Regions from separate parts of the Mus musculus genome. Here region 2 is linked to region 1. The links are chromatin loops, found by intact Hi-C in ENCODE. Cell type or tissue: heart. All regions are shown on one strand. Links, peaks and the distances in the headings refer to the core of each region. The heading gives the core; the rest is flanking DNA. Region 1 has its middle 23 kb from the start of Tmem45a2. Region 2 overlaps Adgrg7 (adhesion G protein-coupled receptor G7).

What was found. Peaks named below come from ENCODE experiments on the same cell type or tissue, not always from the same donor. Only the 100,000 strongest peaks of a DNase experiment are listed, where the experiment ranks them.
Region 2: it touches region 1 in a loop (14-fold over the local background); 35 of 42 quality-filtered maps call a loop at or near these places.

Annotation. Positions count from the first base shown.
Region 1 is chr16:57,087,186-57,101,545 of GRCm38, reverse strand. No RefSeq gene overlaps it. Among named protein-coding and RNA genes, the nearest start is that of Tmem45a2, 23 kb to the right of the region's middle. In heart, for the core only: a CTCF peak has its summit at 8,859 (motif pointing right); no DNase peak of the experiment used is centred there.
Region 2 is chr16:56,763,668-56,780,441 of GRCm38, reverse strand. It overlaps Adgrg7 (adhesion G protein-coupled receptor G7), which reads left to right. Exons shown (of 16, transcript NM_172825.3): 2 at 1,747-1,860; 3 at 3,229-3,333; 4 at 6,925-7,037; 5 at 10,083-10,229; 6 at 12,524-12,624. Among named protein-coding and RNA genes, the nearest start is that of Adgrg7, 24 kb to the left of the region's middle. In heart, for the core only: a CTCF peak has its summit at 8,853 (motif pointing left); no DNase peak of the experiment used is centred there.

The sequences.
Region 1 (14,360 bases), core at 4,505-12,504:
AAAGCCATTAGTCACATAACTCAGGGAAGGTACTCAGACTCCATAAGAGAATCCTTTTTGTGTGTGTTAAGTGGGAGCAACCACTCCATTGTAGGACTTTTCTCTGTGAGGTTAGGTAACAAAGCCATGGCTCCCAGACTTCCTGGAACACTCTGAACTGTAGTTTGCTTCACTTTTTATTATCCTGGGACCTGGAGTTTAACCTTTGAGGAGCCTCACTTTTCTGTCAGTCATTTACTCAAGGGCAGAAGGAATACAACTGAACAGTGAGTTAAAGCAGAAGAACGAACAGTCCATCCAAAGGTGAAGATAACCAGTTTCCCCATTTCTTTTACTTTTTGGGCACATTAATTTTAAAAGGTTTAAAAAATAATAATATTTTATTTTTGATACTATGATATATGTACATAATTTACCCTTTTCCTTCCCTCAAACACCCCCTTGCTCTCTTTAAAATTCATAACCTATTTTATATACATATATACATACATCATAATACACATTAATATATAGTAATATATATATATATATAATGAAGACTGAGTAGGTGGTAATTATAGATTTAACTAAATATAATAATTACAACATACAATTATATATAACTAAATATAATTACATGTAAATATAATTACCACCTGCTCAGTCTTTACAATGTTATTTATGCATGCCTTCAGGGTTAACCATTTGATATTGAATATTCTTCTCTGACTTCATTAGTTACCTGAAGTTCTTTGTGCAGGGTCAGGGCCTGATGAGCTTCCACATTAAAGAAAGTTTTCTTTGCAACAGACAGAGACTAACTAGTACAGAAAACTACAACCAACTAAAATACAGAGTTGTGGAGCCCAGTCCTACAGGTATACTTACAACTCATCTCCTGTACCTAAGGCTCAAGGATCATTGTGTCAGAAAGGAAGGAAAGATTGTAAGAGCCAGAGGAACTCTTTGCTATGAGATTGTGTCTTCTGGAATGGCCAGATTTTACAATTTTATAGTAAAATATTTTTACAGTAAAAGATCAGTTTTACATTTACATCAATATCAAGTAGAAGATACAGATATTTCCCATTTAACCACCATGCCCAGGCAGGAAAGCATAAGACACAATTTATGGGTACCTTGAGACTCCATTTGTTTTTGGTTATATTCCTCCTTGTAATAATGCACTTGGCAGCTCAGTTCCTTTACCTATACATATTATGTGTGTGTGTGTATTTGTGTGCGTGTGTGTGTGTGCATATGAGCATACACACACACACACACACACACACACACACACACACACCTCTCTATACAATCCCTGGAACTCCCTGGAACCTCTATCTGCATTAGTACTTCTATCTCTGAACAAGAGACTAACTCTTAATCCTCAGAAACAATAAAATCTAGACAGTTTCTATTCCAGATTATCCTAATACATTCAGATATAAAGCACAGATGCTTCAATTTGGCCAGAATTGTTTTGAGGTATAACAAGACAAAATTGTGATATCTCATAAACTTGTAGGGAGACTCTTTTTTTTTTTTTTTTTTTTTTTTTGAGACAGGGTTTCTCTGTGTAGCCCTGGCTGTCCTGGAACTCACTTTGTAGACCAGGCTGGCCTCGAACTCAGAAATCTGCCTGCCTCTACCTCCGGAGTGCTGGGATTAAAGGCATGCGCCACCACGCCTGGCTTGTAGGGAGACTCTTCTATTTAACATCTTATGCCTATGCATCACTAGGCATGCATGTGATTAAAGCCAGATGCATTATGGGAAGGGACATAGGCAGAAGAAAAGTGATCTGACCTAATTTATTAATCAAAACAGGGAATTGCCTATCCTGTATCTTTTAGGGACCAATCTTGACCTCTTGAACCCTACAGAAGGAAACCTTAACAATAAGTGGAGCTTTTACACACTGCTACTCACGTGTCTGGTCCACTGTCTGTCTTGATGGTCCATCCTTCTCTGATCTGTACAAAGCATTGCATTTCTCTGGGGAAAAAAAAAAAGGAATTCATTTTGCTTCTTTAGAAAATTTGTGGGAGCATTTCTTTTCAACTCCTTGGATAAGAACTTTATCAACATCTCTCAGTGTGGTCCACCTGACACGATCAGAGAACTGTCTCTATCAGTGTTTACCTTAGCGTTCACTTTTGGTTTTTCTCAGTTTGTAGTTCAGTCAAATTTACAATGTCACACTCCCACTATTGTGATAGCTTGGAGTGTGGTTTCCATGCCAAGAAACTGACTTCCAATTTAGAAAATTCTTTGGCAATTTTGCTCGTGTACCATGATGCATTTTGATAAATTTCTATCTTCTATTGTTTCCCTATTTCTATACAACCCTCTTTCCATTCCCACTGAACTCCCTTTGTTCTCAACAACCCCCGTCTTACTTTTATGTTTTCTTGTGACCTGTTTAGTTTATTTAAGGTTACATGGCATGGGAAGGGGATTATTCATTAATTATTATCATTATTTATTGGAGCATGGAAGAGTCCTCTGTGGTTGCACTTCCTCCCTGGCAACCTTTAACTCTAATAGGTTCTGGGGAGGGGTGGGGCCTCATGAATCCTTGCCTCTTATGTGATAGGATACTGGTTGGCCCTGTCCCAGGGAGGTCGTGGGCAGATGGCCACAGCTGCTATGAGCTCCTCGGAGCAGCAGACATGTCCTGTTCACAGAGCAGTGTGGAAACTGAATACTTTAGTCAGTGAGAACCTGGGACGTGGAGTCAGGGAGTGCGCAGGACTTTTCCTTGACTGGAGATTCTTGGGAAAACAGTGCAAACAGCAGTCCTTTGTAGTGCAGGTCCTCTTCTGGTTTGTGTGCCCCTTGCTGCAGTGTGAGTACTCTTGCATTTGGGAGTCAGTACAACTATGTAGTCACTGAACCAATAGCAGCAGCCACTGTATACTGAATACAGGGATCCCTATGGCCAGGGGAATCTCAGCATGTGAGAAATTCCGGACCTGAGTACTGGACCTTATTATTTATTTATTTATTTATTTATTTATTTATTTAAAATCTTTCTTTGCAGTCCAATCATTATCCCTCCCCACTTGCTGGTCCGCTCTCCCACACTTCATCGTCCCTTTCCTCCTCACTTGTTTCCAAGAGGATGTCCCCACCCCCACCCTGACCTCTCCAGGTCCCCACTTCCTGCAGCCTCAAGTCTCTCAAGGGTGAGGTGTGTCTTCTCTCACTGAGGCCAGACCAGGCAGTCCACTGCTGTATATGTGGTGGGATTCTCAGCCCAGTTTTTTTATGCTGTCTGGTTGGTGGCTCAGTGTCAGAGTTCTCGAGGGTACTGGGTCCTTTTATAGTGTGCAGAAAAGACAGGTAAAACTGTTTAAAGCTATTTAGGATATGGCATTATGACATTTGGGGGCCATATATTTGGAGAGAATAAAAATTCCAACATAGCTTACTAGCAGCAAATATTTTTAAAGAAGTGTCTCTTGTTTGTCATCAGTTAGAGTTGTCTTTTATGTCCATCTCCATTTTCCATAAATAATAACAAACCAAAGATTAAAAAAACCTGTGATATAAAGTATAGGCTTTATATTGGGACCAAAACTCTTTGCATATATTTTCAGGGTTCTTGATGGTAGAGTTCATTTATATAAATATTTGTATCTTACTCCCAATCTCAGTACTTAAGGCATCCCCTACTCCCAATACTAAGTCACTGGATAGACCTAGGAGAATTATTTTAAAAAGGGGGAAGGAAGAAAATATTCCTAAAGGACAGAAATAAAATGTTAGACATTGGCAATTTTTGGTATGGTTCTTCAGGAAATCCCTGTGTCTCCCCACTTCAGTTCTTCTCTTCTCTCTTAGAGTCTCTCCACTCTTCAGCCCACCAGGGCCTCTTTTCCTGCTAGCACATTCCATCTCTGGCAGGGCCTCTGCTCCACAGAGAGTCCAGCTTCAGAGAGAGAACTGGCCTGTGATTCCTACTGAGCCCCTAAGATTGGAACTCAACCACCAGTTCTTCACGGCAGTCCCCCAGTACATACTTTTATATCCGTCTTCTGTATGAAATGCCCATGCTTGTTAAAGGTAGACACCGAGCCTGCTTTGCCCCCGATGTCCACAGGACCCAGTACCATGGATGACCAACAGCAACTGAACTAACACATGCAGATTTACTTCAGGGATTGTAGTGGTTTTACAAATCCTCAGCCATTATATTCCTGCTGAGAACAGCTTTCTATACAAGCGAATTAGCTAGCTAGAGTTGCCATAACTACCACAGGGTTGCTGAAGCTAGAGAAATGAGCATCCTAAAGTTCTGCACCCAGGAAATCCCCCAATTCTGGTTTCCCAATTCTCCGTACTTTGATTGTAGAGGATGCTGCTTGCTGTCTTCAGCTGGCCTTTCGTTCTGGAGCAGGTGTCTGCTGCTTCTGTCACACTACCTTCCTCTCCATAGAAAGCATCCGTACACTTCAGGTAAACCCCTCTTTAATGCCCCATTTCCCCTTAGCCTCTGTAAGACCTTACTGCTAAGCACACTCATATTTGGTGCTATTGGGACTTCATTACAGGAAACCTTGGGGACTTTGGGGACTATAGCTCTGCTCATAACAATGTCCAGTGGATAGATTTAAGCAGGTGAGTGTTTTAAGCTTGTTGACACCTACTGCCATACCTTTTGGGAATGCTGTACATATTTATAGTCCGACCGGGACAGGATGGTAAACCTGTCTCCCCATGCTCCCCAAACTTACAGACAGGATCAAAACCAATTCAACTCAAGTCATGTCTTACAGTGGAAATACAAAGGAGAGAGGCCAACAGGCTTTGAAATAGTTACGTTCACGGCAGGTTGCTGACCTCTGACTGGACCTCCACTCTAAGTGTAAGGATGAGCCACTACCACTGCCTGTGGTAGTGCTGGTGCTGCTTCATGGCAGAGGTCACACCCAGGGGGCCAACAGGCTGGTCTGTGGTGTTTTAGTACTGGGATCCACCGCAAGGAACGTCTGAGGTCTCGCCCCTGTGTATACACCCAAAGCTAAGGTTTGTGAAGAGGAACTGCTGCTTAGGGCTATGAATCTTAAACTACAGCTGGGCTCCGACATCTTTATTAATCAAAATAGGGATCATTATAATCAACACACTTAAAAAGTTTTTAAAATTTAGACTTATCCACTTTGTATGCGAGTGTGTTTGCCTGCATGTATGCATACGCATTGTGCACATGCTTGGCGCCTCTGGAGGTTAGATGTATGCACTGGAACTTCTGAAAGTGGAGTTAAAGGTGGTTGTGAGCCACTGTGGGGTGCTAGGAAGCAAACCCAGGTCCTCTCCTCTGTAAGAGCTACAAATGCTCTTGTGCTGATTCTTCCCTTCAGCCCCCAATGAACACGATTTCTTTTTGTCATTAAGAAATAAGTTTGTTCTTTATATGCCCCAGTACAAGGGAATGCCAGGGCCAAGAAGTGGGAGTAGGTGGGTAGGAGAGCAGGGCAGAGGGAGGGTATAGGAAACTTTTAGGATAGCATTTGAAATGTATATATATATAAAATCTAATTTAAAAAAAAGAAAAAAAAGAAATGTTTGTTTATTCATGTAATGTAGGAATCTATGTTTTTAAATTTGATGAACTCTTTTTTTTAAATTAGGTATTTTCCTCGTTTACATTTTCAATGCTATCCCAAAGGTCCCCCATACCCACCCGCCCAATCCCCTACCCACCCACTCCCCGTTTTTGGCCCTGGCGTTCCCCTGTACTGGGGCATATAAAGTTTGCAAGTCCAATGGGCCTCTCTTTGCAGTGATGGCCGACTAGGCCATCTTCTGATACATATGCAGCTAAAGACAAGAGCTCCCGGGTACTGGTTAGTTCATATTGTTGTTCCACCTATAAGGTTGCAGTTCCCTTTAGCTCCTTGGGTAATTTCTCTAGCTCCTCCATTGGGGGTCGTGTGACCCATCCAATAGCTGACTGTGATCATCCACTTCTGTGTTTGCTAGGCCCGGCATAGTCTCACAAGAGAGAGCTATGTCTGGGTCCTTTCAGCAAAATCTTGCTAGTATATGCAATGGTGTCAGCATTTGGAAGCTGATTATGGGATGGATCCCTGCATATGGCAATCACTAGATGGTCCATCCTTTCGTCACAGCTCCAAATTTTGTCTCTGTAACTCCTTCCATGGGTGTTTTGTTCCCATTTCTAAGAAAGGGTAAAGTGTCCACACTTTGGTCTTCGTTCTTCTTGAATTTCATGCGTTTGGCAAGTTGTATCTTATATCTTGGGTATCCTAAGTTTCTGGGCTAATAGCCACTTATCAGTGAGTACATATTGTGCGAGTTCCTTTGTGATTGGATTACCTCACTCAGGATGATACCCTCCAGGTCCATCCATTGGCCTAGGAATTTCATAAATTCATTTTTTTAAATAGCTGAGTAGTATTCCATTGTGTAAATGTACCACATTTTTCTGTATCCATTCCTCTATTGAGGGGTATCTGGGTTCTTTCCAGCTTCTGGCTATTATAAACAATGCTGCTATGAACATAGTGGAGCATGTGTTCTTCTTACCGGTTGGGACATCTTCTGGATATATGCCCAGGAGAGGTATTGCGGGATCCTCCGGTAGTACTATGTCCAATTTTCTGAGGAACCGCCAGACTGATTTCCAGAGTGGTTGTACAAGCTTGCAATCCCACCAACAATGGAGGAGTGTTCCCCTTTCTCCACATCCTCGCCAGCATCTGCTGTCACCTGAGTTTTTGATCTTAGCCTTTCTGACTGGAGTGAAGTGGAATCTCAGTGTTGTTTTGATTTGCATTTCTCTGATGATTAAGGATGTTGAACATTTTTTCAGGTGCTTCTCTGCCATTCGGTATTCCTCAGGTGAGAATTCTTTGTTCAGCTCTGAGCCCCATTTTTTAATGGGGTTATTTGATTTTCTGGAGTCCACCTTCTTGAGTTCTTTATATATATTGGATATTAGTCCCCTATCCGATTTGGGATAGGTAAAGATCCTTTCCCAATCTGTTGGTGGCCTTTTTGTCTTATTGACGGTGTCTTTTGCTTTGCAGAAGCTTTGCAATTTTATGAGGTCCCATTTATCGATTCTTGATCTTACAGCACAAGCCATTGCTGTTCTATTCAGGAATTTTCCCCCTGTACCCATATCTTCGAGGTTTTTCCCTACTTTCTCCTCTATAAGTTTCAGTGTCTCTGGTTTTATGTGGAGTTCCTTAATCCAATTAGATTTGACCTTAGTACAAGGAGATAGAAATGGATCAATTCGCATTCTTCTACATGATAACTGCCAGTTGTGCCAGCACCATTTGTTGAAAATGCTGTCTTTTTTCCACTGGATGGTTTTAGCTCCCTTGTCAAAGATCAAGTGACCATAGGTGTGTGGATTCATCTCTGGGTCTTGATGAACTCTTGAAACCATTCTGCATCCTGTTGGTCGTGTAAGCATTTTCCATGGAAAAAGTTGTCCAGATGCTGAAGAAGTCGTAGTCATTTTGTTAACAACATTTTGTGAACGTGGTGATAAAGCAAAGCTCTATAGTTTAACTTGTTCGACTTTTGAGGCATTGGCTGTGCAGTGTTTGGTCAGAATTCAGCCTTTCCTGTTTATGGATGCCAGCTGCAGGCATTGAGATTTTCATTGCTTTTCATTAACTAGTTTAGCATATTTTCCAGACATAAAGGATTCGAGATGGATCACATTGGCAGGATACTACCAACAGCAACCATGACTTTTAAGAATGCAGGTTTGCTCTTAGGAAGTGCTTTGGAGCACTTTACCCAATTCAACCACTGATCTAGGTATTGCTGGTTATCCTTCACAACCACTTTTGGTCACACATCATGATCCAATGGACAAACTGGCTCATGACTGTTTCACAGAACAGTAGAAAAAGACAGCTCAGAATGACACTATTTGGTTAGCTTACGAGACACACCCTTGTTGAGCTTTTACAACCCTTCATTGTATTGGAAATGCTAACAATCTTTGGATAGTCCATGTGTGCTCTCTGGCAACTTCTCATCTAGTCGTAGAAGATCATCTGAAATGAGCTGGCCATCGTCAACTTTCCCCCTGCCAGCAGCTGTGATCCCATCTTCAAGGCTCCAGTCACCTTTGTGGAATTTGACCCACCACAGCAGTATATATCTGTTAGCAGTATCTGGGACAAAGGTAGTATTGTTGCTGAGAGTTGTCCCTAACGTTTAAAGTCCATTTTGAACTCTAAGAAGGAAGTAGCTCAGATTTTCTTTTTCTCTAATAGTACTACCACAATATAAAATAAATATAATAAAAATATAGCCAATGAATATAGTCCAAACATAAAGCAAGACATGCGCACTAAAATGATGTATAGCATAATCATATTTGTTAAGAACACATTCTGATATGTTCACAGTGTAGCATTCACAATTGCTTTCACCAGCCTAATAGTAGCCAGTGTTCACTCTCAGTTCCTTGACCCCGTTGTTTAGGGCTCTTGGGTTCTTACTTTTACCCCATGGCAAATGCTGCTTTATTGTTTGTGTCTGAGCTCAGCGTAAATCATATTGTTTGAGCATTTGGGTCTCTCCCTCTCTGTAGGCCTAACAGTGTTTCTCCTCTTGGCTATTGATTCCAGCCATGTCCAGTGATTACAAGACTGATTAATAGCAACACATTCTAGACTCAACTAACCAGTGAAAGTGGCTCTTTTTGTTTGTCATCTTCCTCTGTGTCACTCTGCAGGCTATGGGTCTATTTTTATAATCCAACCTAACATTTTTTTAAAAAAAATTATTTTTATTTATTTCAAATGAATATGTGTATATACATTTAAATGTATGTATGTATCTGTGGTGATGGTAGGGAGGTCTGTGCCATTTGAGAGACAGGCCTGCAGAGGGCAGAAGAGGACAACAAATCTCCTAGAGCGGATGTTACAGTTACTTATGATCAGCAGGACTTATGTTCTAGGAATTAGGTGCTTTGCAAGAGCAGTATTGCACTCCTAACTGCCAAGCGATCTCTCGGATCCCTTCACCGGGACTTTGTTCACCAGCAGTGGCTTAAATCTGAAATCTGATGGTCCCAGGGACATGTTTGTAAAGAGCAAGACAATCTTTTCTCAATCTTATTATGAGAGTCTGAAAGTCTCTAAAGAGAAAAGTAAAAAATAAATTAGCCATCTTCTAAAAATTCATATCATACACCAAAAACATGCCCCAAATAAACAGCCATCTACCAATACTCCAGCCCCACTTGGAAGAACACCATGTCCTAAGTCCTCTCATCCCAAAGCTCTGTTGTAAGGGTGACAGGTTTATGGTGTATCCAGAGGAAAGCACTGTACCACTGGACCAATATCCATATCTCTCTCTCTCTCTCTCTCTCTCTCTCTCTCTCTCTCTCTCTCTCTCTCTCTCTCTCTCTCTCTCTGTGTGTGTGTGTGTGTGTGTGTGTGTGTATGTGTGTATACACACAAAGATACACACAGATCAATCACAGGTACTTGAAATGCTCTTAGCTAGAATAACCCAACACTTCAGGAGTAAGTATTCACATAATGGCAAGGCCCTGGTTGGCTCTGTAGGCCATGAATGTGGCTCTCAATCTTGAAAAATGAAAAGTTGTGGGGTTAGGCTTTGGTTGAAGCCATCTTCTTTGAACAAAACTCAGGATTGCTTTGATGCATTTTTCTCGGTCTGTCTTTGGTAACAGCATATCAAAATATTATCACTATCATGAACTGGACAACAGGTGCAAATTTATTAAAAAGTGGTTCTCATCTGGAATAATAATGGTAAATTGGGAACTGAAAATGTGGTGGGATTTTCTGATTGCCCACATTATAACACTTGAAAGGATTGCAGTCTTGAGCTCATTTTAAAAAATGATTTTACTTATTTCTAGTGTGTGTGTGTGTGTGTGTGTGTGTGTGTGTGTGTGTGTAAAGTAAAGGTCATGCTATGTGTTTGGAGTCTGTCTTAGTCAGGGTTTCTATTCCTGCACAAAGAGAGTGGGTATGTATGTTTGTGTGTGTATATGTGTGGACTTGTCTGTTTGTGTATGTGCATGTGTGTATGGCTGTCTTTGTATGTGTTTTTGTTGTATGTGTGTGTGTGTGTGTTTGTGTGTGTGCGTGCATGTGTGAAGTACAGGTATTTTTGCAGTGATATGCATTTGGAGGTCAGAGGTTAACTTTCTGGAGTTGTTCTCTCCTTCTACCATGAATCCTAGGGAATGAACACAGGTTATCAGGCTTGAAGGACAAGCAGTTTTAACCCACTAAGACCTCTTGTTGGTTCATGAGCATATTTTTTTGTATTGGTGTCTCTGATTGTTGTGAAGTTTTTTGTTTAACCAGAGCATGACATTACTATATGTTTCTGGAGTACAGTGAGTGGTTGTATTGTGCCAAGGAACATACCAGGCTATTTGGGAACACACCCGTGGTTGTGAGGGAACTGCAGGCTGTGACCACTACCTGCTTGAAATGGTTGTGTAGGGTGCAGGCGATGGAGCTCCTAGTAGCAGGCAGTGTCCTAGTGATGCTAACCTACTGCTGAGTTTTGTTGCCTGAATAGCCAATCTAATGTCCCTAAGATGATGGAGTCTAGATGACCTTGAAAGATCACTCTACAAAAAAACGTGGGGTGGGGGGAAATCCATCGTCAAAGTTATAACTGCTAGAAGCTTGACCAGGCCCGGCATGTGTGTTAAAAGATGGTGACAGGCAGACTGTGGCTTGTTTCCTGGTCATGTTCTCCCTCCCAACCTGTGTGTGTGTGTGTATACAGTATGATTGTAAAGATGCTTCAGGATCTCATTTTCTTTTTTTTTAATTAGGTATTTTCCTCATTTACATTTTCAATGCTATCCCAAAGGTCCCCCATACCCACCCCCGAATCCCCTACCCACCCACTCCCCCTTTTTGGCCCTGGTATTCCCCTATACTGGGGCATATAAAGTTGGCAAGTCCAATGGGCCTCTCTTTGCAGTGATGGCCGACTAGGCCATCTTTTGATACATATGCAGCTAGAGACAAGAGCTCCCGGGTACTGGTTAGTTCATAATGTTGTTCCACCTATAGGGTTGCAGTTCCCTTTAGTTCCTTGGGTAATTTCTCTAGCTCCTCCATTGGGGGCCGTGTGACCCATCCAATAGCTGACTGTGATCATCCACTTCTGTGTTTGCTAGGCCCGGCATAGTCTCACAAGAGAGAGCTATGTCTGGGTCCTTTCAGCAAAATCTTGCTAGTGTATGCAATGGTGTCAGCATTTGGAAGCTGATTATGGGATGGATCCCTGCATATGGCAATCACTAGATGGTCCATCCTTTCGTCACAGCTCCAAATTTTGTCTCTGTAACTCCTTCCATGGGTGTTTTGTTCCCATTTCTAAGAAAGGGTAAAGTGTCCACACTTTGGTCTTCGTTCTTCTTGAATTTCATGCGTTTGGCAAGTTGTATCTTATATCTTGGGTATCCTAAGTTTCTGGGCTAATAGCCACTTATCAGTGAGTACATATTGTGCGAGTTCCTTTGTGATTGGATTACCTCACTCAGGATGATACCCTCCAGGTCCATCCATTTGGCTAGGAATTTCATAAATTCATTTTTTTAAATAGCTGAGTAGTATTCCATTGTATAAATGTACCACATTTTTCTGTATCCATTCCTCTGTTGAGGGGCATCTGGATTCTTTCCAGCTTCTGGCTATTATAAACAAGGCTGCTATGAACATAGTGGAGCATGTGTCCTTTTTATCGGTTGGGACATCTTCTGGATATATGCCCAGGAGAGGTATTGCGGGATCCTCCGGTAGTACTATGTCCAATTTCCTGAGGAACTGCAAGACTGATTTCCAGAGTGGTTGTACAAGCTTGCAATCCCACCAACAATGGAGGAGTGTTCCCCTTTCTCCACATCCTCGCCAGCATCTGCTGTCACCTGAGTTTTTGATCTTAGCCATTCTTACTGGAGTGAAGTGGAATCTCAGGGTTGTTTTGATTTGCATTTCCCTGATGATTAAGGATGTTGAAGATTTTTTCATGTGTTTCTCTGCCATTCGGTATTCCTCAGGTGAGAATTCTTTATTCAGTTCTGAGCCCCATTTTTTAATGGGGTTATTTGATTTTCTGGAGTCCAGCTTCTTGAGTTCTTTATATATATTGGATATTAGTCCCCTATCTGATTTGGGATAGGTAAAGATCCTTTCCCAATCTGTTGGTGGCCTTTTTGTCTTATTGACGGTGTCTTTTGTTTTGCAGAAGCTTTGCAATTTTATGAGGTCCCATTTATCGATTCTTTTTTTTTTTTTTGTATCTATACACATTTTTTTTCATTTGTCTTTTTTCCATTTTTTATTAGGTATTTAGCTCATTTACATTTCCAATGCTATACCAAAAGTCCCCCATACCCACCCACCCCCACTCCCCTACCCACCTACTCCCCCTTTTTGGCCCTGGCGTTCCCCTGTACTGGGGCATATAAAGTTTGCATGTCCAATGGGCCTCTCTTTCCAGTGATGGCCGACTAGGCCATCTTTTGATACATATGCAGCTAGAGTCAAGAGCTCCGGGGTACTGGTTAGTTCATAATGTTGTTCCACCTATAGGGTTGCAGATCCCTTTAGCTCCTTGGGTACTTTCTCTAGCTCCTCCATTGGGAGCCCTGTGATCCATCCATTAGCTGACTGTGAGCATCCACTTCTGTGTTTGCTAGGCCCCGGCATAGTCTCACAAGAGACAGCTACATCTGGGTCCTTTCGATAAAATCTTGCTAGTATATGCAATGGTGTCAGCGTTTGGATGCTGATTATGGGGTGGATCCCTGGATATGGCAGTCTCTACATGGTCCATCCTTTCATCTCAGCTCCAAACTTTGTCTTTGTAACTCCTTCCATGGGTGTTTTGTTCCTAATTCTAAGGAGGGGCATAGTGTCCACACTTCAGTCTTCATTCTTCTTGAGTTTCATGTGTTTAGCAAATTGTATCTTATATCTTGGGTATCCTAGGTTTGAGGCTAATATCCACTTATCAGTGAGTACATATTGTGTGAGTTCCTTTGTGAATGTGTTACCTCACTCATGATGATGCCCTCCAGGTCCATCCATTTGCCTAAGAATTTCATAAATTCATTCTTTTTAATAGCTGAGTAGTACTCCATTGTGTAGATGTACCACATTTTCTGTATCCATTCCTCTGTTGAGGGGCACCATTTATCGATTCTTGATCTTACAGCACAAGCCATTGCTGTTCTATTCAGGAATTTTTCCCCTTCAAGGCTTTTCCCTACTTTCTCCTCTATAGGTTTCAGTGTCTCTGGTTTTATGTGGCGTTCCTTAATCCACTTAGATTTGACCTTAGTACAAGGAGATAGAAATGGATCAATTCGCATTCTTCTACATGATAACCGCCAGTTGTGCCAGCACCATTTGTTGAAAATGCTGTCTTTTTTCCACTGGATGGTTTTAGCTCCCTTGTCAAAGATCAAGTGACCATAGGTGTGTGGATTCCTCTCTGGATCTTCAATTCTGTTCCATTGGTCTACTTGTCTGTCAGTATACCAGTACCATGCAGTTTTGATCATAATTGCTCTGTAGTACAGCTTGAGGTCAGGCATGGTGATTCCACCAGAGGTTCTTTTATCCTTGAGAAGAGTTTTTGCTATCCTCGTTTTTTTGTTATTCCAGATGAATCTGCCGATTGCCCTTTCTAATTCGTTGAAGAATTGAGTTGGAATTTTGATGGGGATTGCATTGAATCTGTAGATTGCTTTTGGCAAGATAGCCATTTTTACAATGTTGATCCTGCCAATCCATGAGCATGGGAGATCTTTCCATCTTCTGAGATCTTCTTTAATTTCTTTCTTTAGAGACTTGAAGTTCTTATCATACAGATCTTTCACTTCCTTAGTTAGAGTCACGCCAAGGTATTTTATATTATTTGTGACTATTGAGAAGGGTGTTGTTTCTCTAATTTCTTTCTCAGCCTGTTTATCCTTTGTGTAGAGAAAGGCCATTGACCTGTTTGAGTTTATTTTATATCCAGCTACTTCATCGAAGCTGCTTATCAGGCTTAGGAGTTCTCTGGTGGAATGTTTAGGGTCATTTATATATACTATCATATCATCTGCAAAAAGTGATATTTTGACTTCTTCCTTTCCAATTTGTATCCCCTTGATCTCCTTTTGTTGTCTAATTGCTCTGGCTAGGACTTCAAGTACAATGTTGAATAGGTAGGGCGAGAGTGGACAGCCTTGTCTAGTCCCTGATTTTAGTGGGATTGCTTCCAGCTTCTCACCATTTACTTTGATGTTGGCTATTGGTTTGCTGTAGATTGCTTTTATCATGTTTAGGTATGGGCCTTGAATTCCTGATCTTACCAAGACT
Region 2 (16,774 bases), core at 5,119-13,118, 320 kb after region 1:
TAATTCAAACACTACCTCTTTAGGAAAGTCTTCCTTGTTGGTCTGATCTCTGTCCTCATTATTTCCAATTTGGGGAGGAAAGGGTTTGTTTCACTCGCAGAAACAAACTGCATTAGCTCCTGCTTCCTGACCTGCTTGAGTTCCAGTCCTGACTTCCTTGGTGATGAACAGCAATGTGGAAATTTAAGCTGAATAAACCCTTTCCTCCCCAACTTGTTTCTTGGTCATGATGTTTGTGCAGGAATAGCAACCTTAACTAAGACAACTACTGTCTACCATCTTAGTGCCACCATGGAAGACTGGATCACTGTTTAACTCTTCTTGCCATATGCCCAGCCTATTCTCACATTGTTGGATCAGTCATCCTAGGACACATTCCTAATGCAACTCCTTTGCCTTAAGACCCCTCTGCATCTTCTCAGGATTTAATCTCCTGAGCTTAGTGTATAAAGGTCTTCACAGTCTACTCTATGTAGACAGGATGAAGAACATACACAGGGACCATTGCTATTGTGTACATTCTACTGCTGTTGGGACATGTGAGATCTCTCCGTGCTTTGTGATGCTACACCGTGCATCCAGTATGCACACATGGTCACGTCTGTGTGCAGACGCACGTGGCATACCTGTGGAGATCAGTGGTCAACCTCTAGTGTTATCATCCCTTAAGTGCCGCTTACACTGTGTTTTGAGACAGGCTCTCATATTGGCCTGGAGCTCCTTGGTTCAGTAAGTCTGTCTGGCCAGAGAGGCTCAGACATCGACCAGTATCTCCGTTCCTGCCACTGGAAGTGGGTACCACTGTGTCATGTTTTCCCACAAGGGTTCTGAGGATTGAACTCAGGCTTGTACAGGAAGCTCTTTACCTACTGAGCACCCTTTGATGCTACTCTTTCTGTGTTTCCAATTTAGGGCCACGAGTTTTTATCTTGAGTTTACTTGATTTAATAATACAGTCTAATTCAAACACTACCTCTTTAGGAAAGTCTTCCTTGTTGGTCTGATCTCTGTCCTCATTATTTCCTTTGTATTTGTCTTGGTGGTTTCTATTGCTGTGACAAAATGCCATGACCAAAAGCAATTTGGGGAGGAAAGGGTTTGTTTCACTCGCAGATCCATATAACCATTCATCATCAAAAGCAGTGAGGGCAGGGTTTCAATCGGGACAAGAACTTGGAGACAAGGCCTGATGCAGTAGCCATGGGGGAGGGCTACTTACTGGCTTGCTCCCCATGGCTTACTCAGCCTCTTACTTACTGAACTTAACCCAGGACCATCAGCCCAGGAATGGCACCACTCACAATGGGCTGAGCGCTCACTCCCTCATCAATCACTAATTAAGAAAATGCTTTACAGGATAGCCTACAGTCCAATATTATTGAGGCATTTAGTTAACTGGGGTTTCTTCCTCTAAAATGACTCTAACCTGTATTAAGTTGACATAAAATTAGCCAGCATAGTATCCGAATAGTATTTGGAAGTCTGCATTCTAACTTGTCAACCTGTTTATTTATCTATTATTTATCTATGTATTGTCTGTTTCCTCTTAGAAGATTCCCATTGAATGCTCTGTCCTTTAAATATACCTTTTTAAGTATTCATAATGTTACATATTGATGAGGATAATATAATGGATATTTCCAGCAATGCCAATCAGGTTTTGCATATAGAAATTAAAGAGCTACAGATATAAAAAGAGAAACTAACTGACAAGTTCCCATACTATTCTGTTTACTGGTTCTTCAGGGATATTTGTTCCTGTGCCAAGTATCCCTGTACAGTTCTGCAGGAATGGCGGAACCTGGCAAAATGGCAGATGCATTTGTACAGAAGAGTGGAAAGGGCTGCGTTGTACAATTGGTAAGTTACTTAAATAATACTATGATGACATATTGGTGAAACTTTTGTTAGTAACAACAGCAGCAAAAAAAAAAAAACCCTCTAGAAGCTTTAGCTAAAGACTATAGATACAATAAACATGATGAGAGCACTAAGATATGGATGCATGAATTAACCACAACTGTGATTGTCTTCACAAGACCTGCACAAGATTGGTCTGTCCACACTTCATCATGGATACCAGGGGCTTTTATGAGATTCTACTCCCTCCCTGGGAAACTACTGAGAGTTAACTGTTAGGGGAGGAGGCACGATTTTTTTCTCTAGGGGTGTATGCACTGATAAAGTTGCCCTTACCTCAGTAACGAATCTCTCACTCATGCTCTTGAGCAAGAAATTCTAACTAAACTTAGAGAATCAAACACAAAATGAAGGCATGAAAATAGGCAGAGGACTACCTTGGAAAGGGACTCTAGAGGATGGGGAATAAGAAGGAAAGTGGCAATAGGAAAAAAAATCTAACATTTATTATGTAATTGTATAAAACTGTCAAGTAATAAAACACAAGTACACATATATATGAAAAAAAATATTATAAATGCTAAAATTGTGAGATTTTTCCTCTCAACAATCAAAGCCACGTTTTCCTCTTAGGGTCTATATGATGGAGACACTGCAATATAGTTTCTGCAAGTCCTTTTGAGAGGTTATATGCTATTTGACTCTCTTTCAAAAGCCAGAGTTTTAGCATTTTACTTTTGAATCACAATGAGTCTAAGGATATACTTAAATATGTGCTTAATTCAGTTCTTTCCTTTCCCTTGAGCTATTAAATTTATGGTTTGATGTCCATACATGATGTCAGAGTCCCATTTCAAGCAGTTTCTGGATCAAGGTGTAGTTTCCAACAGTTTTCATTCTCATACTTCCATCTTGGAATAGTCTCTCCATATCCTCCAATTAATTGCCTCTACTCCTTCCAGCGAATGCATCCTATACCCCCGTGATTTTGTCCTTTTTGCTTTGACCCAAAGACTCATAAAGTCCTTTGCCACCATAGATTGTCATCAGGCCATTTTCTAGATCCTAATTGATTGATACATACTTCTTGCAATGCATTGTGTAAAGTGTGTTAGTGGTCACACCTTCCCCCAACCCAAGTCTGTATGGTGTACATTTTAACAGAAACCAATTATATAGCACATTTATTCTAATGGCAAAAATGTAAGCTGATAGAAAGTATAGAAACTGAACTGGCTCATTGACTATTGAGTCTTTTTTTTTATTCCAATTACACTGCAAAGATTCTGAAATTCATCTTTTACCCATCTTCAAATTTCAAAAATAAAAGATATGATTTATCATGAGAGAAATTTGTTTCCATTACAGCTAATTTCTGTGAAAATAGTACCGACGGTGAATTCACCTTTGGCAGTATCCCAGTGGGCAGATATGGACCCTCTTTGCAAACATGTGAACCGGGCACCCTCAATGGTATGTGTCCCTCCCCTGGAATCTCTATTTTACCACAAGAATGGTTAGAGTGAATCATACCTACCATTCCCCCAACTAGGATTAGCTCTCTGGACAAGACAGAAAGGAAAGTCTTAGCTTATTTTAATGTCAATGTTTAAAGGTTAGTGTAGAACTACATAAAATCATAATTTCCCTAAAAACTTTAACGTGGATCAGTTGTTTCTAAACTCTTCCTGATCTGTGTTTAACTGGAATTTTTTTCTCTAGCTTACTCTGTCCCATAGCATTTGTTGAGGTGAATATTTATTCTGTGAGTTGTAGCATTTGTGTACATTATTTTAAATCAATATATATTATAGATTTCTTCTGTACCTTTTTGAGTATATGTCTTTCCAACTAGAGACTAACTGGAGTAGGCCTGTTGTCAGTAGTCCTTTATTTCCTTGGTCACTTTGGTTATTCATCATGGTATATTTCTAGATTCATGACACTTTCATCAGTATGACAACCCTATGTGTTTGAGGCATTTCAAGAATCAAAGGAAGTATATTCTGGTTCTAATATGTTTCCAGACAGGAATGGAGAGACGACTCAGTGGTTAAGAGCACTGACTGCTCTTCCAAAGGTCCTGAGTTCAAATCCCAGAAACCACATGGTGGCTCACAACCATCCGTAATGAGATCTGACGCCCTCTTCTGGTGTGTTTGAAGACAGCTGCAATGTACTTACATATAATAATAAATAAATTGTTAAAAAATAAATAAAAGCAGCAAATACATAAGTTATAAAAAATATGTTTCCAGGCAAGATTCAGAATGTTGATGACTTAAATTAGTACCACACTGAGGAAAGTGTTCTGAGTATAGACTTTATTCATCCAGAGATCTCTTTTCATAATAACTAGAGCCTACTGGTCATGTAATTTTATCTAGATGTTTGACCTGTCCCTTGACTGCATTAATTTGTATCTTCTTAGCTTTGCCAGCATCCCCCATTTCTTACAGACTGGATGTTTCAAGAATGCAATCTCTTTAAAACTCATTTATAAAAATATATGGTAAAGCTATCATCAGTAACAGTGAGAATGATTTCATATTTTACTTAGATATTAACTTTTGGGTATATCCTGACCACACTGAAATTCTAAGTACATTGTAGGAATTGCTTTTTCCTACAATCTCTCTTTACTTATTCTATAAGTGATCACTCACATGTCCATGATCCATCCTACGATTAGTCCTTCCCAGCCTTCTCTTAGTTATAGTTACTATTGCTGTGGTGAAACACCATGATCTAAAGCAGCTTGGGGAGGAAAGGGTTTGTTTCACTCACACTTCCATACCACAGTTCAGCCCCAAATGCAATGAGGACAGGAACTCAAGCAGGGCAGGAACCTTGAGGTTGGAGCTGATGCAGAGGCCGAGAGGGAGTGTTGCTTACTGCCTTGCTCAGCTTGCTTTCTTATACAACTCAGGACAGCCCAGGGCTGGCTCCACCCAGAATGGGCTGCACCTTTCCCCATCAATCACTAAGAAAATGCCCTACAAGCCTACCTGCAGCCAGATCTTATGGGAGCATTTTCTCAAATGAAGTTCCTATCTCTCAGATGTGTCAAGTTGACATTAAACTAGACAGCACAAGCTTCTTAATATCTCAGAAAGCTAAAGGAACATGTCAATACATTTGTTTTTACTATGCATGTGAGCTTATGGATAACTGTTGTCTTCAGTTTCTATATTATATATATACCTTACATTTTTTATGCTTCATAAACCAGATACAACTTACAAAGCATAACTGCATGCTATGAATGGGAAAAAATAAGTGTCAGTAATATACCCATGAAAGTTATCACAGCTGATAGATATAATACTTGGGGGGGGGGCTAAGCCAGTCACAGTATCATCTTCTGTTTGACATTTATCTGATTCTTGAGAAACTATTATAAAAATGTTTATTATATCTTTGAATTTCAGACTGAGTCCATATCATTTTAAAGATATATATTTCAACTATTACCAAATCCACTTTTAATTCTGTTAAGAATTCTTTTTAATTAATTTATTTATATAACAAGTGATTACAGTGCATTTCAATGATACTTGAATATATTCATAATTCAACGAATAATGGAAGAGGCACACTTGGTATGACTTCTTAAAACATCTAAATCCTATATGTATTAAAACTTCTTATTATGTTGTCTTAGTCAGGGTTTCTATTCCTGCCCAAACATCATGACCAAGAAGCAAGTTGTGGAGGAAAGGGTTTATTCAGCTTACATTTCCACATTGCTGTTCATCACTGAAAGAAGTCAGGACTGGAACTCAAGCAGGTCAGGGAGCAGGAGCTGATACAGAGGCCATGGAGGGATGTTCTCTACTGGCTTGTTTCCCCTGGCTTGCTCAGCCTGCTCTCTTATAGAACCCAAGACTACCAGCCCAGAGATAGTCCCACCCACAAGGGGCCTTTCCCCCTTGATCACTAATTGAGAAAATGCCTTACAGCTTGATCTCATGGAGGCATTTCCCCAACTGAAGCTCCTTTCTCTGTGATAACTCCAGCTGTGTCAAGTTGACACACAACTAGCCAGTACAAATGCCTTGCAGTAGATGTATAGTGATCATATAAATTAATGAAAACCCTAACCTGTTTTAAGTGTCATTAAAGCAGTTTTTGATATCAGCATCTCTTACCATTTCTCAAAAAGCAGCTGCCTTAATACTGATCCTGAGAAAAAGTGTCGCCTGTGATTAACCACCCCTTTAATTATGATTTTACCTATACATATGTAATCAGTAGTAATTGGATGACAATGAGGTGGAAAGTTCACATGATCTGAGGAAACAAAACTGCCCAAGGAGATGCTTTCCTGAGAGCCAGTAGAACATCTAGCATTTGCTGAAATACTCTGGAATTCTATGCCTTTGGGAGTTACCCAGATTTGCATAGAGATAAAGGATTAACATATAACTTAAGAGCCAGTAAGAAATCTTATATATAGGTTCTAGTCTCAGCTTAGTTTACCTTCATTGTGACCTGTTCAAAGTTATTTCATTCCTATGTGTTAGAAAGTAAATCTTTCTTGAGACAAAGAGGGGAATAAATAGCAACTGGTCATGGCAGAAACTCCCATTTTAAAAATCAAGACAATTGTAGAATACTGAAGCAATTGGTTGAGTTTCCTATTACTGGGTATTAAAATAATTCCAAATGCTCATCCTAAAACAATGCCTTAGGTTTCTCACCGTGCTATAAGTTGGTTGTGGCAGCTAGAATGTTCATTTGGGGAACACGCATGGTGACCATTGGCTACAGCACCTCAATCCAGCAGTACATTGTCTCCCAGTATCAGACTCACTCCCTCATATTGTGATCTTAGGAAAGCATTCTAACATCTTAAAATGGTGGAGACTGAAACTGAGAGAATGTTTGAGGCCCAGGTGCTGGAAGTTGTGTATTTCCACCACACTCCATTGATGAAGGCCAGTCACAGGTCAGCCCAGACTCAAGAGTGAATACATGCAGTGCCCAGCAGAGTCACCCTGGCACAAAGCATTCAGTGGTTTCCATGTTTGGCTTTTTACACTTTTTTCTTTTTTATTGAAGCGGGCAGTCCTAAAGCAACTCGGCTGTGCAATGTTTCTGAGTTTGGAAACATAGAACTACAAAATGTAACCAAAGGAAGTTGTAATATAAATCTACAGACCCTGGAGATACAGGTAGGCCTTCTAGCCCATCCATTGGGCAGCGGGATACATTCTGAGTCTAGGCCAACTCTTTGGTTTTTACATACCTAAAGGTCAAATTGATGCTTTTAAAACTCTCAAATTATAAATCACCATATCAGTAAGTGAAACCATTCTTATTTGGTTAAAAGTCGACATCTCTTTAATGTTGACATTTTATTTCAGCAAATGGTAGCTTAGCAAATATTTTAAATGACCTTATATTTGTAGACTGCTCAAGCTTTGACTGAGCGTAGAGCCCTGGCTTCATAAACCAAAGATAGTCTACTTCATTAAAATGAATGAAAAAGAAATTGAACAATTCATTACCCTTAGACACAGACAACTTCATGTTGACACTAGTCTCAGGGTTATATCCATAAGGATTTATGACTAGATATGTTTCCACTCATCTTAATTATATGGGCTGAGGAATAGACAATCGAACATGCATAGAAGTGCTAACTTGTATAATCACTCAAGAAGAGAAAGAAGCTGAAAACGTTGATGTGGCACTTCTTTGTGCAGAGATTTTATCTTATTTCTTCTTTATCAAATTGGCTATGATTTCCATACTAAAAGTGATTACAGCTAGTGCCACCAGATATTTTATCTTATTTCCTTATCAAATTGGATATGATTTCCATACTAAAGGTGATGCCACCAATGCCAACAATGGATGATCATTTACTGCTACCAAATACAGATGATCCTGGACATAAAATTTGATTAAGACCTGATAAGCCCACTGTATATTTAAAATGTATTTAAATCACCTAATCTACTCAACATCATGGTTGACCAATGAAGCATACTCAGTTGTCTTCATCATCTTGGGAATGACTAGAGGCTGTGGTTTGCTGCTGTCCAGACTCATAAAAGTGCAACACATTTTCATGTCATTAGCATCCGAATGAGTCAATGTGCTGTTGGTACTGAATACATCACTTCTGAATTGTAATGCCAAAACCAATAAATAAATAAAATGTAAATAAAACTTTGGTTAATTGGGGGAATGTCCCTGTACCATTTAAAACATTTTAAGTACACTGCTAAGTTTTTGAAATCATGTTTAAGCTTTATATTTAATATTTAAGCCACAGATAAATATTATAGGTGAGGAAAAGTTAGAACTCTTGAGTGAGAATGCTTTTGCCAGGGACCATCGCCAAGCTGACACAGAGCTACTGCTGAGTTTAAAATCCACAACGGGAGGAGAGGCCCTTGGTCTAGCGAAGATCATATGCCCCAGTACAGGGGAATGCCAGGGCCAAGAAGGGGAGTAGGTGGGTTTGGGAGCAAGGCGAGGAGAGGGAATTAGGGGGCTTTGGGGATAGCATTTGAAATGTAAATGAAGAAAATATCTAATTAAAAAAAAAATCCACAAGGAACCACAGCAATTTCCTTATCACAGATGGCCAGGGTGTGGGTGGGTTGGAAATGAGAGAGCGGTTGTGCAGGTAGCTATCAGTTACATATTGAAAGGAAGACTACAGATTCTGGAATCTGACAAGCCAGTATTAGCCTCTTGACGCTGCGATTTCCAAGCTGTGTAAACTTTAGGATAAGCTTCTAAACGTCTCCAAGTCTTTTAAGTCTTTTTAGGAGGGAGCTCAGCTCACAGAACCATTTTTATTTATAATTTATAGTATAAATGATGTATGCTTATATATTTTATTATGCACACCCACACCCTAAAACACCAGTGTGCTCAGCACTGAGACTTGGCTGTTGAATTCAGTATTTGTTTTTCTGCTGCCTCCTTACAAATGAGTACTTGTTTGATTTTCGAAGGGATGGTGCCATCTAGTGTAAAACTGAGTTCACTGCATCCCCACACGTTGACTCCACTTCCATAGCAACGTGACTATAGCTGTTCCTTGTTCTTTATTTTACTTTTTTTTTTTACAATTTTTTATTTTATTTACATTTCAAATATTATCCCCTTTCCCTGTTTCCTCTCTGCAAAGCTCCTATCCTCCCTTACTTTGCTTCTATGAGGGTGCTCCCCCACCCACTCCCCACTCCCACCTCACCACCCTAGCATTCCTCTACACTGGGGCATCAAGCCTTCACAGGACCAAGAACCTCTCCTCCCATTGATGCCACATAAGGCCCATTCAGCTCCTTCAGTCCTTCCCCTAACTCCTCCATTGGGGTCCCTGTGCTCAGTTCGATGGTTGGCTGCAAGCTGCCGCATCTGTATTGGTCAGGATCTGGCAGAACCTCTCAGGAGAAAGTTGTATAAGGCTCCTGTCAGCAAACACATCTTAGCATCCGCTATAGTGTCTGGGTTTGGTGTCTGCACGTGGGATAGATCCCCAGGTGGTGCAGTCTCTGAGTGGCCTTCCCTTCAGTCTCTGCTTCACTCTTTGTCCCTGTATTTTCTTTAGACAGGAGCAATTCTGGGTTAAAATTTTGAAGATGGGTAGGTGGCCCCATTTCTCAACCGGTGGGGGGGGCGTGCCTAACCTCTGGATATGGTCTCAACAGGTCCTCCCTCCTCTTTGTGGGGTATTTCAGCTAATGTCCTCCCTGCTGGGTCTTGGGAGCCTCTTGCTTTCCTGACATCTGGGACTTTCTAGTTGCTACCACCAGTTCCACATCCCCCATTGCTACACACCTCTGTTCAATTTCCTGACCCTCTGTATATTTCCTCCATCTCCTCCCATACCTGATTCTTCCCCTCCTTTTCCTCTCCCCCTCTTCTCTTCCTTCCAATTCCCTTCCGCCTTCTACTTCCCTTGATTATTTTGTTCCCCCTTCTAAGTAGGACTGAAGCATCCACTCTTTGGTCTTCCTTCCTCTTGAGCGTCATATGGTCTGTGAGTTGTATCACCTTGTTCTTAATATAATGCACGCAGATAGTCGAGAATGAGGGGATTCCCCGGGGTTTGTGAACTGTGTTGCTTACACACAAAAAAAGAAGCAAACAAAGATTCGGTTAAACAGCTCATTCAACTGCAGTCATTTGCAAAATGTTTAGGAATACGTGTATAAACTAGACTTTTTGAAATAAACAAAACTACCTTTAAACAGATAAACAACCAAACAGCAAGTGCTGAGAATATTTCTAGAGAAGCCCAGGTTTTAACAGCAGATGCCAGTAAACTGACTGCTCAGAATATCACTTCTGCTACTACAGTGGTTGGACAGATCTTCGGTAAAGCCAACAATGAAAGCCAGGTAAAACACAAGATTTTATTTTTATTCACTTTACATACTTCTCCCTCCTGTTCACTCCCATCCACTAATCTTCCCCCTCTATCCCCCTTCTCTGAGTGGGTGATATCCCTGAATATTTCCCCACCCTGGCACATCAGGGGCTAGGCACATCTTTTCCCACTGAGGCCAGGCAAGGCAGCCTAGCTAGAAGACCATATCTCAAGGATAGGCAACAGCTTTTGGAATAGTCCCTGCTCCAGTTGTTTAGAACCCACCTGAAGAACAAGCTGCAAATTTTTTTTACATATGCACAGGCAGGCAAAGGTCCAGCCTGTGTATGTTCTTTGGTTGGTGGTTCAGATTCTGAGGGTCCCAAGGGTCCAGGTTAGTTGACTCTGTTGGTTTCCCTGTGGAGGTCTCACAATCCTTCCCCCTATTCTTCTACAGGAGTCCCCAAGCTGTATCCACTGCTTGGCTGTGGGTGTGTGCATTTGTCTGAGCCAGCTGCTGGGCCGAGCCTCTCAGAGGACAGGCCATGCTAGGTTCCTGTCTGCAAGCACAACATAGTACCATTAATAGTGCCAGGGATTGGTGCTTGCCCATGGGATGGGTCTCAAGAGGGAATCTCAGTCTCTCCTCTATTCCCCATTCATGAATTTTTTTATAGACAGGATAAATTTGGGGTGGAAAGTTTTGTGGGCACTCCACTGGTGTTCTTGCCTGGCTATAGGAGGTGGCCTTTTCAGGTTCCATAGCCCCGGTGATGTGACAGCTAAGGACAGCCCCATTGATTCTTGGGCACCCCCATCATCCCAGGTCTCTGTCACATCCTGGAGATGCCCTCCACCTCTCCACCCCTGTCTGTCTCCTGTCCTTCCCCACACCTGATCCTGAATCCCCCTCCCCACTCCCACCCAGTTCCCTCCCCACACCTGCCTCTTATGACTATTTTATTCCCCCTTCTAAGTGAGAGTCAAGCTTCCTCACTTGTGTCTTCCTTCTTGTTTAGCTTCTTTGGGTCTGTGTAGTGTAGCATGGGTATCCTGTATTTTATGGCTAATATCCACTTATAAGTGAGAACATGCCATGCATGTCCTTTTGGGACTGAAAAATCCAAGCTTTTAAGTCGTAAGAGGTGTTTGGGATTGTAGCCTATTGATAGTGTTTCATTAGCGTATGTGGGGCCTTATGTTTGATTCCCAAAACCTAAAATGGGAGGAACATCCTGAATTCTATTCCTTACACAGTGATTTGAGTGATGTTTAAGTTAATTGGGCAGAGAACACTTCCTAGGGAGATGCTCAAAGAAGTTAAACTCCTTGTCTAAACATCCTCTGGAATTAACGTGATGATTATTATTATATTAGATATTCCAGCATGTCTTAGAATAAACCAGTCTCTTTATTAGGTACAGATTAACAATTTTATTAAACTGGGTCATCCCTGTTCTATCCCAAATAAACTGTTTTCCTACACACTTGCTCTGAAATATGCCTTTTAATCTCTGCATTTGTGTCAAGCATACTCACAGGTTGGTCTCTGGCTTTCTAAAAAGCCCTAAGTGAGGTTTACAGGTCTAATATCATGGCCTGCTAAATTCTCAACCATTAAAAGTATACTTGACATTTGTCATCAATGGAGTTCTTAATTTGGTCAGCAGGGTTGTAAGCTATCAAAATGATGTACATCAACACAGCTCATTTCCTTCATGATTTTCAGATAACCTTCTTTCAAAAACTGTTTTACTTACCAAAGGTTCTTTGAAAAGTAGGTTTTAAGTAACAAGGTAATTAAAGACAGAATTCAAAGAATATGCACTTCTCCCTGTAAAGTTTAGTTGGTAAAAACATGTAGGAATGAAAGGCCAAGAGACTATATCTCTGACACACCTGAGTGTTCAATTATTAGAGAACAATTTTACTGATGGCTAAAAGTACACCTGATACTAAGTATTTAAGTTGTGCTAAGTATTGTGGGCTGTGAGGTTTGGATAGCCAGCACTGCAGCAATATTTGTGTCTACTTTTATCCAAGCCAAGTGTTTTTGTGAGCAGAGAGAACTCAGTGAGTGACTTTATCATGAAGTCAAATTCAAACTCCTAAGCCTCCTCCTTCCCCAGCTTCATTTATGTTTTTACTTCTTATCATGGGTCTTTCTTTTATCTCAGGTCTCAAACTGAAACTTTGATTTTAAAAAGTTACTTTCCTTTGGACTATCATGCTATTCCTGTTATTGGCTACCATGATAATTCCTCATGATCAGAGTGATAATTATGCATGACCCATATCTTATGCGACGTGCCTTCTCCTTCACAGGCAAAAAAAACTGCTATAGCCACAGTGAGTCAGATTTTGGATGCCAGTGAAGATGTTTTTCAAAAAGCTGCTGAGATGGACAACAGCAAATCCTTTAGCAAGTAAGCAACTGTTTGGAAAGAAAGTTTGAGGAAGTACCATCTACCTCCTTGGGTGAAAGTGTGACTATTTCTCACGGGGCTACAATAACTGCCTGATGCTTTGGGAATTAAGAGAAAACCCTTGACTTTCTACTTGATCTTGTTCTATATGGAGTGATATGGGCTACTTACTTGGTTTGAGGTGTGCTCATGGGCTAGGAGAAAAAGTGACTCTGGGATGATTCAGATTACAGTTTGTTCTCTTTACCTGGGTCTGATGTGTTCAAAGCATCAGCCTCTGCATACAGAAGGTGTTCTTCCAACTCCCTTCTCCATGCACAGAGCTGCAGAGAGCACCCGACTACAGGATGTACCACACTGTCAGCCTACAGTCCACACCTCAGCTCTCTCTTCCCAAGAATTGATAGGCGGGGTTTGTTTTGTTTTGTTTTGCTTTCTGTTTTCCTATGGCTACTTTGGGGGGAAAAAAGGAATTCCAACCCCCCCTTCCTTTGCTTTTGCTTATTAAGGCCATGTACTTGATTATTTTTGATTATGTATGTATACCCACCAAATCATATTTAGTTACAGAGGCCTATCATTAAAATACAGTTTTAAACCTATTTTTACATTTAATCTTGCTTACTGCAGAAAAATGAGCAAATACATAATGGGCAAATTCTTTGAAATTATTTACCTCAATTGTTTAGAATATACTCCAAATATTTTCTTTCTGTATATAAGTTTATGCACTCATACATAAGTAACTACATAATGTGTTAACCTATTGTCATTTACTACCTTAAAACCTTTTAAAAGCTATGACTATGTATACATGCACATAATTTTATATTATTGCATCCTACTTAGAGTCCACTGGCAGAGAAGCACAGCAGGATGACGATGTACTACAAAGGGGTATTTATTGGATTGACTTATACAATTTGGGGCACAACAACAGCTATGTGCACACTATAGAGGCTAGGTCAGTAGCTGCTCAGAATTCAAGGATGGATGCCTCAGTCGTCCTTCCGAAGGCCTAAATGATTTCTGGAGAACCACGACCTTCAGCTCAATTGGAAGGTCTAAGAAGTTGGGTTTTAATATCCGCACAAAATGGCAGCAGCAACAACCAAGCAGGCTCATTCCCTGCAAACCGAGGAAGACAACCAAGCTCACTGCCTTGCCTTCCACCCTCCTCATATCAGCCTTGTCCAGAAGGTGATGTCCACTCTAGCAAAGGATCTTGGCCCCTGTAATTAATTACTCCTGAAAACACCATCACAGGCTTTCAGGGGTGGTGGGGGGAGGGCTATCTTTTAGTTGATTCCAGATCTAATCAACTTGACAATCACTATTAACTACTGGATCCGTGAGGTGGCTCAGGAAGTAAAGATATTTGCCATCAAAACAGACAACCTGAATTTGATTCTCAGGTTCCACATGGTACAAGGAGAAAACTGACTCCCACAAGCAGTCCTCTGACCTCCACATACATGGCATGGCACCCATACATTCCACACCACCCACACATACCCATACCCCGCGTGCAACCCACCCCCCCACACCCACCCACACCCACTCCCCCCACCCCCCGCACCCCACCACACCCGCCGCACCCCACCACACCCGCCGTACCCCACCCCACCCCTGCGCACACACCATGCACACACACACACACCTGCATACACACAGACACACATACCCCGCGTGTATGCACACACACACCCAGCACACATGCACCGCACACCCGCACTCCCACACATGAACACCCAAACCACACCACACACACATACACACAAATGCTTTTTTAATCTAACCAAGTCTCTGATGTTTGGTAGTCTTCAGATTATATCAAGCCTTTTAGCATTATGGGCAATCAACATTCTGTATAAAAGCATTTTATATATCTATCTCTATCTCTATCTATCTATCTATCTATCTATCTATCTATCTATTTATCTATGTATCTATCTATCTATGGACATCCTCCATATAATTTACAGTTTTTGACTGAATATAGCCATCTATTTAGGGTTAAACTATCAAAGTTAAAAAAGGATGCATATGAAACAGAGCATTCATAGTATGTTTCATAAGTTGTATAGAAATTATCTAAATATACAGAAATAAATGCATATATTATAGGCAAGCACTGTGCCATTTTATGGAAGAATGTAAGCATTGTAAGATTTCAGTGTCCATAAGGATAACAGGGCTCAGGACCCAATCCCCCATGGAAACTGGGGGGCAGCTATACTCTTAAAGAGCTACCAAGAAAGAGCTCTCTTCATTCTCTTCCTTTCAAATGAAGGGAACTAAATTTTCTCAGGGTAAGGCTGGTTCTCCAAACTCTATCTGTTGAGGCAAGCCTATAAGAGGGTCTCTTCATAAGCCAGGGATCAGCCACCAATCTCTTTTACTTCTCTCTCCTGTAACTCACCGAGTTCAGCCTCTGAATCCTCCTTTTAGTCTGTTTATTTAGTGGAAATAGGAAAGCTGGAAGCAAACGGGACGGAGAGGGATGGGAAGGAAGGACTCCATCCAGCTTCAACCCCATCAAGTTGTCATAGTGAAGTGTCTGTTCTCCTCTTCCGGGCTGGCGGGGCCACAATGTCCAGGTAGCCAGAGCTCTGAGGCTCTGAATAGGGTTTCTGTTGGTGAAGGCAATATGGTCCAATCAACAAGTTAGGTTTTAAGTTTTCCTTTTGAACACAGCTTGCAATGGCCAATCTGTAACCCTGGATCCTTGCTGTTGTATTGAAGGTCAAAATTATCTCCCTAGTGGCCTGATTTGAGAAGTAAAACTGTCTCTGTAAAATAATCCACTTTTGCATATGCATTTCCCATTGTTTGAATTTCTACTCTAGTTAGCTTTCTTAGATAACTAAGACAGTTATGTACTTGAGTTTCCCAACTGTCTTAGTTACTGTTCTATTGCTGTCATGAAACACCCTGAACAAGACAACTTAGGAAAGAAAGTATTTGACTGGGGGCTTTCTTAGTTTCAGAGGGGCTAGTCTATGACCAACAGAGTGCGCAGGAGGGCAGGCATTGGAGCTGTAGTTGATAGCTTACATCTTATCCCACAAGATGGAAGCAGAGAGAGAGAGAGCAAGACAAGGTTTGACATGGCCTTTTGAAACCTCAAAACCCACCTCCAGTGTTATATCTTTTCCAAGGCCACATCTCTTAAGCCTTCCTAAACAATCCCCCACCTGGGAACCAAACATTGAAATATATGAGCCTATAGGAGCTACTCTCGCTCAAACCGCCACACTGACCAAGTTGAAATTTATTGTAAGATGTACTGAATCTCACCAAAATCCAAGCATAAGGTGGTAACAGTCAGTGTATGTGTGCAGAGCCAGATCTTCCCTGGGGGGAGGGAGATGGCTAGGGCCCGAAGGCTGCTTTGCAGTCTTCCTAAGAGTATGTGGGCCCGCCCTTATTCTCAACAGGAAGAAAATTGCCTCTTTTTCTTTTGTATTTATCCTTTCAATGATAGAATGGCCTGACTTTTTACTCTAAAATCCGAAACTTCCTGATCACACCAATCGCCCTGACTAGAAGATTACTAATTGAAAAACTGGATGGCCCCTTTCAGTCATGTAAGTCTGTTTGACTGCTGCCTTTTGAATCAGACCAGCTACTCTGAGGCCCATATTTAACCTACTCCGTTATGACATGAGAGAAAAATGGCCTTAAAAGTAGCTGTGAGATGACTTTCTAGAAGTGTCTCTGACTGTGGTAAACAACCCTGACACATTTAGCACATCTTTTCTCAGCCTTTGAATGCCTGGGGATACTTTTCTTGGTACCCCAGTGTTTCAGTATTCCTTAATGGGAACTTATCAGGTACAGTGGAAGCAAACGATCCTCTTAGCAGTTTAGAGCCATCATTAGGTAAGTCCTAATGAAAGATGCCATCGGGTATTAATATTATTTATTACATTGGAAATATGTAGCACAAACTGCCAACAACTCATGAAATTGTGTAACGTTTGAAATTTAAAAGTCATTATCCTCTTCTAGAAATGTCTAGTTTAAGCTTCTTATAAGACTATACTAATCAAAATAATTCACATTTTTCTGTATCTATTTTAAACTGCAAATCAATTGCATCCCATCACCACGTTTTATAATAAAATATAATCAGATAAAACAAAAA